Linked DNA regions of Homo sapiens: region 1 is linked to region 2. Evidence: chromatin loops called from intact Hi-C (ENCODE). Cell type or tissue: tibial artery. All regions are shown on one strand.

The links. Hi-C counts contacts between places; a loop is a spot of excess contacts. Peaks named below come from ENCODE experiments on the same cell type or tissue, not always from the same donor. Only the 100,000 strongest peaks of a DNase experiment are listed, where the experiment ranks them.
Region 1: it touches region 2 in a loop (6-fold over the local background); 93 of 110 quality-filtered maps call a loop at or near these places.

What each region holds. Positions count from the first base shown.
Region 1 is chr14:93,890,955-93,894,954 of GRCh38, reverse strand. No RefSeq gene overlaps it. Among named protein-coding and RNA genes, the nearest start is that of FAM181A-AS1, 33 kb to the left of the region's middle. RefSeq lists enhancers at 656-1,429, 1,430-2,204, 3,240-4,000. In tibial artery, a CTCF peak has its summit at 1,798 (motif pointing right); no DNase peak of the experiment used is centred here; H3K4me3 peaks cover 344 bases; H3K27ac peaks cover 832 bases.
Region 2 is chr14:93,653,217-93,657,216 of GRCh38, reverse strand. It overlaps UNC79 (unc-79 subunit of NALCN channel complex), which reads right to left. Exons shown (of 52, transcript NM_001395159.1): 39 at 3,363-3,475; 40 at 3,192-3,277; 41 at 1,810-1,983. Among named protein-coding and RNA genes, the nearest start is that of PRIMA1, 130 kb to the left of the region's middle. In tibial artery, a CTCF peak has its summit at 1,950 (motif pointing left); no DNase peak of the experiment used is centred here; H3K27me3 peaks cover 917 bases.

The DNA of each region.
Region 1 (4,000 bases), 240 kb before region 2:
GTAAATGTGCTTACAATGGGCTCCAAGGGCAGCCACAGCCTGAGAGCAGTGGTTTTCTCGGGCTCACGAGAATAAAGTGTGTGGACAAAGGGGATTCTAATTGTGTTGTAGAACTCTAATTTTTAAAAGAGAATAGATGTATATGCTATTTGTCTCATTTCTTTAATTTGCACATAGCAAAATGACTACCAGCAAAGACACCAAAATAGCAGCGGCAAATTCTGGGTGGTGGGAATCAGTGGCGGTGGTTGGTTCCCTTTACTTTTCTGATCGTTTGACTTCCTTAAAATGTGCATGTATCCTGTTTAATAATAAAGAAGAGAGTGGTTTTTCCTTAAAAAATGTCTAGAAGTGAAAATGCCACATATAAGTATATATTAATGTCTCATATTAACAGTGGTTAATTCAGAGCAGTGGAGATATGGGGTGTTGTCATTTTCCTTTTAGGATTTTTCTGCATTTGTCAAATTTCCCAAAATGAAAAGGAGGCAAAGGCTGGGCTGGAGCCCAGAAGAGCCCAGCATTTGGGGGAGGGTGGAGCCCAGAGCAGTCCCCCAGCCTTTGCTTTTCTGGTCTGGATGGTGCCACTGTCCAGTGAGTTTTTGGTAAAAAGGAGGGGAAGGGAGAGGAGGGGATGATTGAGGGGAAGGAAGGGGACACGAGAGCGTTTCCTTGAGAGTGAGGAGAGAAAGAGGAGAGAGAGAAAGGCGCGCATCCCCGAGGTGAGCTCTGGGTCTCCTGTCTCCCAGCCTGGGAGGGGAAAGGGGCTGGTCTCTGGGCCTTGCTGATGGGAGGGGAAGGGCTGGTCTCTGGGCCTTGCTCATGGGAGGGGAAAGGGGCTGGTCTCTGGGCCTTGCTGATGAGAGGGGAAAGGGCTGGTCTCTGGGCCTTGCTCATGGGAGGGGAAAGGGCTGGTCTCTGGGCCTTGCTGATGGGAGGGGAAGGGCTGGTCTCTGGGACTTTGCTGAGCACCGGCCATCCCTTGTCCCAGGATACAGCCCTGCACATCTTTTTCCTGCTCAAGAATTTCAGAAAGAAGAAGAAAAAGCCCATTTGCACTCATATGTTTACCTCACTCCAGGGAATTCTCTGGAATGGAGAAAGGCATTTGTTTGCAGTGAAAAACAGCAGAAGAAGAAAAGCCCCGTCAGCTGGAAAGTGTCTGAGCCACAGTGAAGGGCTCCTTCCCTGCGGCCGCCGCACCGGTTATTAACACAGAGGTAATGACATTAGGCGGCGTGATTAAGTCAGCAGCCCTGGGCCTGCCACCCCTTCTCCCGGAGTTACAGCCTCATTTTTCAATTATGCTTTCATTTGAACATCTTTGAAAAACGCCTGGCGAGCACGAGAGTCCAAGAGGAGAACTGGGCTCATTTCAGCCCGTCTTTTTTCTTTCCCCAGGAGGTGGGGTAGCACATTTCCAAGCTCAAGGTGTGCAGGACCCCTCCCCAAATCCCGAAACTCGGACTTGAACAAGAATTTGCTGTGTTGAATTGTCATCAGTTGTCCCTACTCATGCCATAGAAGACTTTCAGAGCCAAGCAGGCTCCCCAGAGATTAAATCCAGCCTCTTCACCAGCAGACGGGAAACAGGTCCAGAAGAGCCCCAACTTGCCTGGAGCCCAGCCAGGCCGGACTCGGAGACTTTAGATTTCTAAACCTGAATCAAAAGGAGCCAGCTCCTCAAATGGGCATTGGTGCCTCTGTGCAGTTGTTCAGTCATCATAACAAGCAGAGTGGCCTTTGCCTCCCGTGCAGAATAGGGGTCCACAACAGGCCTGTTGTTGCTTCCTGGGTACCTGCCTGCAGTTCCCAGAGTAGCCACCAGGTGGCCCAGGCCTTGCCGACTCTGGCTTCATAATCCAAACAGCCCGGCTCAACTTCCAGGGCCTGCAACATAATGGAGAGAACTCAGAGTCCGCTCCCCACCTCCCCCGTCTGCTCCCCGCTGTAAATTTAGTCCGTGCAATAGTGAACATTCAGGTCTTCAAATTTCAGGGGTGCAGGAGCAGAAACGCAGGGGTACTGGGGAGAGAGGCTCGGGTGTGTCTTTTCAGATGCCACATAGCCTAACTGTGCTGCCTCTAGCAAGACCCCCATCTCTGAGCCTCCCTTACCTGTGAACAGGTGTATCCATAGCCACTTGCTCTGCCGCAGAGTTATGCAATGATGGACGTGAAGCCTTGTGGGAATGGCGACCCAAAAGTTCCCAAATGCCAGAATGCCAGATCCCAACTCCCCTGGATTTTTTTTTTTTTTTTGAGACAGTGTCTTACTCTGTTGCCCAGGCTGAAGTACAGTGATGCAATGCAATCATGGCTCACTGCAGCCTTGACCTCTGGGGTTCAAGTGATCCTCCCACCTCAGCCTCCCGAGTAGCTAGGACCACAGGCAAACGCCACCACACCCAGCTAGTTTTTACATTTTTTGTAGAGATGGGATCTCTCTATGTTGCCCAGGATTGTCTTGAACTCCTAGATTCAAGCAATCCCCCTGCCTCGGACTCCCAAGGTGCTGAGATTACAGGAGTAAGCCACCATGCCCAGCCCGCTGTGAGCTTGTTAACAAGCACAGCTCTGGGCCCATCCCTCCAGAGTCAGAAACAGAAGGTCTAGAGTGAGCGGGTCCCTGAGCGGGCCTCTCCCTCCCTCTGCCATCCCAAGGGGAGAAGCCATGGGGACCCTTGGCCCTAGCGCAGTGCTATCCCCACCCCACCACAACTGCCTCCACCAAAAGAGCAGAAGGAACGTCACCAGGATGCCTCACACACCGGGGCTAACAGCCCAGCAGGAGGCTGACATGCAATCAGTTACAACCCTGCCTGGAAAGTGGTGGCGGAACAGTGGGGTGTGGCACCCCCCAGGGGGCTGCAATCCACCGTGAGTTTCCCAGCAAAGCAGGTGTGCCCGGGCACTGCTCCAAGACTGACGTCCATGATTCACTCTACAAATCAAAGTGGAAGTCAGGTTATTCCTATACATACATCAGCCTTACTGACATGACAGGCTTCCTAGAATGTTCTAGGTGAGGAGTTAGAGCAACCATGCCAAAAACCCGGCCCAGCCCATGGACATGTGTCCTCCTGTGACTGCCTTGGGACGGTGGAAAAGGTTGAGATTCTTGGCGCTTCAGGTATTAAAATCGCCCAGGGTGTTTTTGGGAATGCCTTTTGGAGAAGGGGGCATTTGAACTGAGTGTTTCGGGGTAAAGAGCAGGTGAAGGAGAGGAGAGGGGGCTCTGGGAAATGTGAGCAGAGTGTGGAAGGGACAGAGCCTGCAAAAGCTTGATGAGAATGACACACATTTGGATATAGCTGGAGAGAGGGGAGCAGTGACGAGCGACGGGGTGAGAGAGTTCAGCATGGCCTGGCCCTAGACCTGAACAAGCCTCTTAAGCCACGCAGAGGTTTGGATTTCTCATAGAAACCCACAAGGGTCTTTGAAGGCTTTTCAACTCCACAAGGGCAGAGACTGGGGACACAGAGGCCAGACAGTGACCATTACTATCCCCTGGGTGAAGCCCAGGGGCCGGGGCAGAGGAAGAGGGAGTAGAAGTGGAAGGCAATGCCAGGTGACTATGGTATTCAGGATTCAGGATCCGTGGGACACAGGTTCACATCAGGAGCAGATGGGCCACGGGTCATATGGCAACCAGGCTGGCTGGAAAGGCTGGGGTACCAGGAGGAACGGGGGAGGGGGAAGCCTGCAGGACAGCAAAGGCGTCAGGGCGTGAGAGGCTCTGACGGCTTGTGCGGGGGTGACTGGAGCTTCCAGACGGCCCTTAGAAGAGGAATCCGGAGCAGCAGGAAGGAGAATGAACTGGCAAGAGGAGCCGGAGAAATGTTAGGATGTTGGTATTGGGGAAAGTTTCCTCAGCAAGGGCATGCAGAATGGATGGAAGAGGAGGGGTGCAGAGGTGGACAGGCGGCCAGGAGTGTGGGGTGACAGGTGGCCCCAGTGTGAGTGAGACCACAGCCAGCTCATGGAAACATCCAGAGTCA
Region 2 (4,000 bases):
GTAGCTATACACATACACAGTTTCAAAGTACTAACCCTTCTTGCTTGGATTTATTCAGCTACTCCACATCTGTGGGCAAACGAGGATCATAGAATATAAGAGGTGGTAAAGATCCCTCCTCTATACTCCTGCTTCTTACAGTAACTCAAAGCTCAAAGCAGCACACGCTGAGCTAAGGGTCCCTGCATTATCCCTTACAGACCTATTAGTAGTATCTGCCCATTTGGAAAAATGTATTAGCATAGGTTGTTGATCTTTATCAAGTATCTTATGTTACATAATACTCATTTCAGAAGTGGAGCTACTAATAGGTAACCTGATCCTTTTGTTTTTCTGTCTATGGGAAATGCACTTTATTTTTATTTTATCTTATATTTTTGAAACAAGATCTCACTCTGTTGCCCAGGCTGGAGTGCAGTGGCACAAATATGGCTCATTACAACCTCGACTTCCCAGGCTCAAGCAATCTTCCCACCTCAGCCTCCCAAGTAGCTGGGACAAAAGGTACATGCCATTACGCCTGGCTAATTTTTAAAATACTTTCTATTTGTTTATTTATTTTTGAGACAGAGTCTCTCTCTGTCATCCAGGCTAGAGTGCAGTGGTGCGATCATGGCTCACTGCAGTCTCAACCTCCTGGGCTCAAACAATGAGCACACCTCAGCCTCCCAAGTAGCTGGGACTACAGGTGCATGCCACCTTGCCCAGCTAATTTTTTTTAAGAGACAGAGTCTCACTATATTGCCTAGCCTATGTTTTTTTTTTTTAATCTTTCGTAGAGACGAGGTCTCGCCATGCTCCCCAGACTGCTCTCAAACTCCTGGGTTCAAGCGATCCCCCTACCTCTGCCTCTCAAAGTGTTGGGATTACAGGCATGAGCCGCTATGCCCTGCCTGATTCATTTTGTTGCCAGTTAAATGCTTCTGTAATCTGCATAGAGAAAGCACAAAAAACCTCATGGAACAGGTCAGGTTCAAAGCCAGCAACACCACTGCCAGCCACCACTCTGCCCCCTACTCTAGAGACATGAATGCCTTCAACTCACCCCTGCTGCAGAAGGGCAAGAAGAGTCTGCTAGTGAAATGAGCACTGGACTGTGAGTCAGAAAACCTCAGTTCTAATCCTCACATTGCCACCACTGTGTTGTTTCCAGAAGCTATACCATCTCTCTGAATTTGCAGAATTCATTTAGAAAACAGAGGCATTGGAAGGGATGATCTTTATAGGTTTCTTCCAGCTTTAACAGTATTGGCTTCTTATTTGCATTTACTGAGCTCATGTTGTCAATGATCCTTGGGCCACCAGATTTCCAGGTAGGTAATTGTGTGTGTATTCTTGGGAGATGGTATGGTGTAGGGGGTAACAGTCAAGCAGAAACATCATCATTCACAAACACAGCAATTACTTCCCTTTAGATAATTCTCTAAAATGGAAACTTTACATTATATGTCTGAGCTGCTTTTGGACAAAACTATTTACTTACTTATTTAATATCTACGGGAGAAAAACTGCCGGATAAACACAGTCTACTCATGTCTTCCTGGCTGTTTTTTTGTTTTTTTTTTTTTTTTTCAAATCAACTGGAAACATGCATATTCATAGTCAGTGAGCAAAATGCTCACTCCACATTCCTGTCATTCTCTAAGAGAAGACAGAACAACCCAAATAAGCATCCTCACTCCATGGCTGACGGAGTTTCCTCATTAACCTTTGCGATACATTAAATCACCCAAGACTCTGCTGCTTGTAAATAAACGGTCTGAAAATGGTAAGAAATTAATTGAAAATGAAACCTTCGGCTCAGCTTACCTTCAGAGGTAAAACACAAGGCAGCTTGGCAAAAAATGTCTGAAACTGGTTGCTAATTGTGGTCCAGAGGCTACTAGGAGAATCCATAGGCAAAGCTTCCATGAAGGTTGCAATGTTTTCCAAACAGCGAATCATAGCACCCCCTGCTGGTAAATTCTTTTTGTTATTTAGACCCTAAAAACACAAAAGCATAGGCCATCAACTGCTGAAACAGCACGGGAATGCATAGCGCTATTTGGTAAATGTCAGTTTAAAAGTCACATCTTCAGGCTATAAACGTGTTCAGTGCCTACTACATAGGCCAATCCCTGTGATAGACTGGAAGGATAACGAGAAAATCGTTCAGACAAACTTAAGGGGGAAAATTGATGAGAGGTGAAAAGTGAGCAAGAAATAGGAAACAGCTTCCAAGGGTCTACAATTGGTGTGGTTAGGTGCTAAGAAAACAATGAATGATGCTCACTGTAAATAATCCCCAGCACAAAGACTGAGCATAGAGTTACAGGAGCTGCAGCTTTTTTTCTAGCAGTGAGCATCTCCCGCAAGCAAACCCCAAGAGCTGACCTGCAGCAGTGCTGAGACTTGAACCCAAGTCTCTTGATCCAACGCCCATAGCTCCACCCACCACTCTGCCCTTGGAAAACCAAGTTGTTCTGTGGAAGCAAGGTCACGACTTAGCTGAGGGTATGGAGAAGTTTTCAATGAAGAGTAAATCCACGCAAAGCCGCAATGTCCAACTGACACTATTCTATGCAATTCTATTTCTTAATTAACTTTTTAAAATTTAAATTATGTTAATTTTTAAAATTTAAATTATGTTAATTTTTAAAATTTAAATTATTTAAATTTTAGCATTTTCTATTATTTTTCTTTTGAGTTGGGGGTCTCGCTCCGTTGCGAGTGTAATGTAGCCATTGGAGTGTAATGTAGCCATTACAACTTGGAGTGTAATGTAGCCATCACAGCTCACTGCAGCCCCCAACTCCTGAGTTCAAGTGATCCTTCCCCCTCAGTCTCCTGAGTAGCTGGGACTACAGGCATGTGTCACCATGCCAGCTAATTTCTTTTATTTTTATTTTGTAGAGATGGGGGTCTTGCTATGTTGCACAGGCTAGTCTTGAACTCCTGGCCTCGAGCAATCCTCCTGCCTCAGTCTCCCAAAGTGCTGGGATTATAGGCATGAGCCACTGCACTCAGCCCTTAGCTTTAAATTTAATATATATTTTTTAATTTTAAAATTTTAGATTTCATTTTTAAATTAAATAACATTGCAATCCTTCCTCAGCAGTATCCTATGGTGTGACTCAAAGAAACACAGCCCACAGTTGTGCTGGGGCTTAGAGTTTCGGCTGGGGCTTAGGGTGTCATTAAAGGAAACCCACCTCTAGGAGCTGACTGAGAGCTGCGATGGAGCTCAGCTCATTGAAGTCCATCAGAGACGAGGCTAAGGTCCGTAAAAAAGTCCCATCTGGAAAGTCAACGATCGGATTTAGTGTTTGGGTGTCTGGGATGAGGCAAATTTGTGGTGCCTGGATCCTCAGTGGATGAATTACCTTTGATCGTGCTTTGGAACAGCTGCGGGAAGATGCCGTTGGGGGCCAACTGATGGAAGATGCAGCGCAGGAACTGCTTGGCCACCCCCGCCGCATTGCCGGGAACCATCATGCTGGAGTTGAACAGGGGAGAAAAGACACGAAGTCATGGGCCAGTGAGCAGGTGTTCAGATATTTACTTAGAGTTCAGACATTTGCACACCATGCCTCTGATGGGATAGCTCACTGTCATGTTCATCAGTGAAATGAAATATTCTACTCAAACCTAATCCCTGTTAACAAGAAGTTTTTAGAAAGAGAGAACCATGAAATGCCAGTGTAGTCTCAGACGTATTCCAGGTCCCACAATGGACTCAGGAAGGTTATGAGATCCTGAGAGAAGAGGTCACATACAAAGGTCACATGCTCACAGAATGACAGTCAAGACTGGAGCCCTGGATGAGGATTACCAGGAAAATCCTCCCAGGAAAGTGTCACTGGCTAAGACAGAGTTGCTCTGAGGAAAAAAAAATTCATATATATATATATATATGCAGTGAGAGAGATGTTCATTCTCATTAGGAGATGTGGGAAGTTTTCTTTGGGCATCTGAGCTGACACTTGTAAAAAGGCTGGACTTTGACAGGTGCAATTTGACC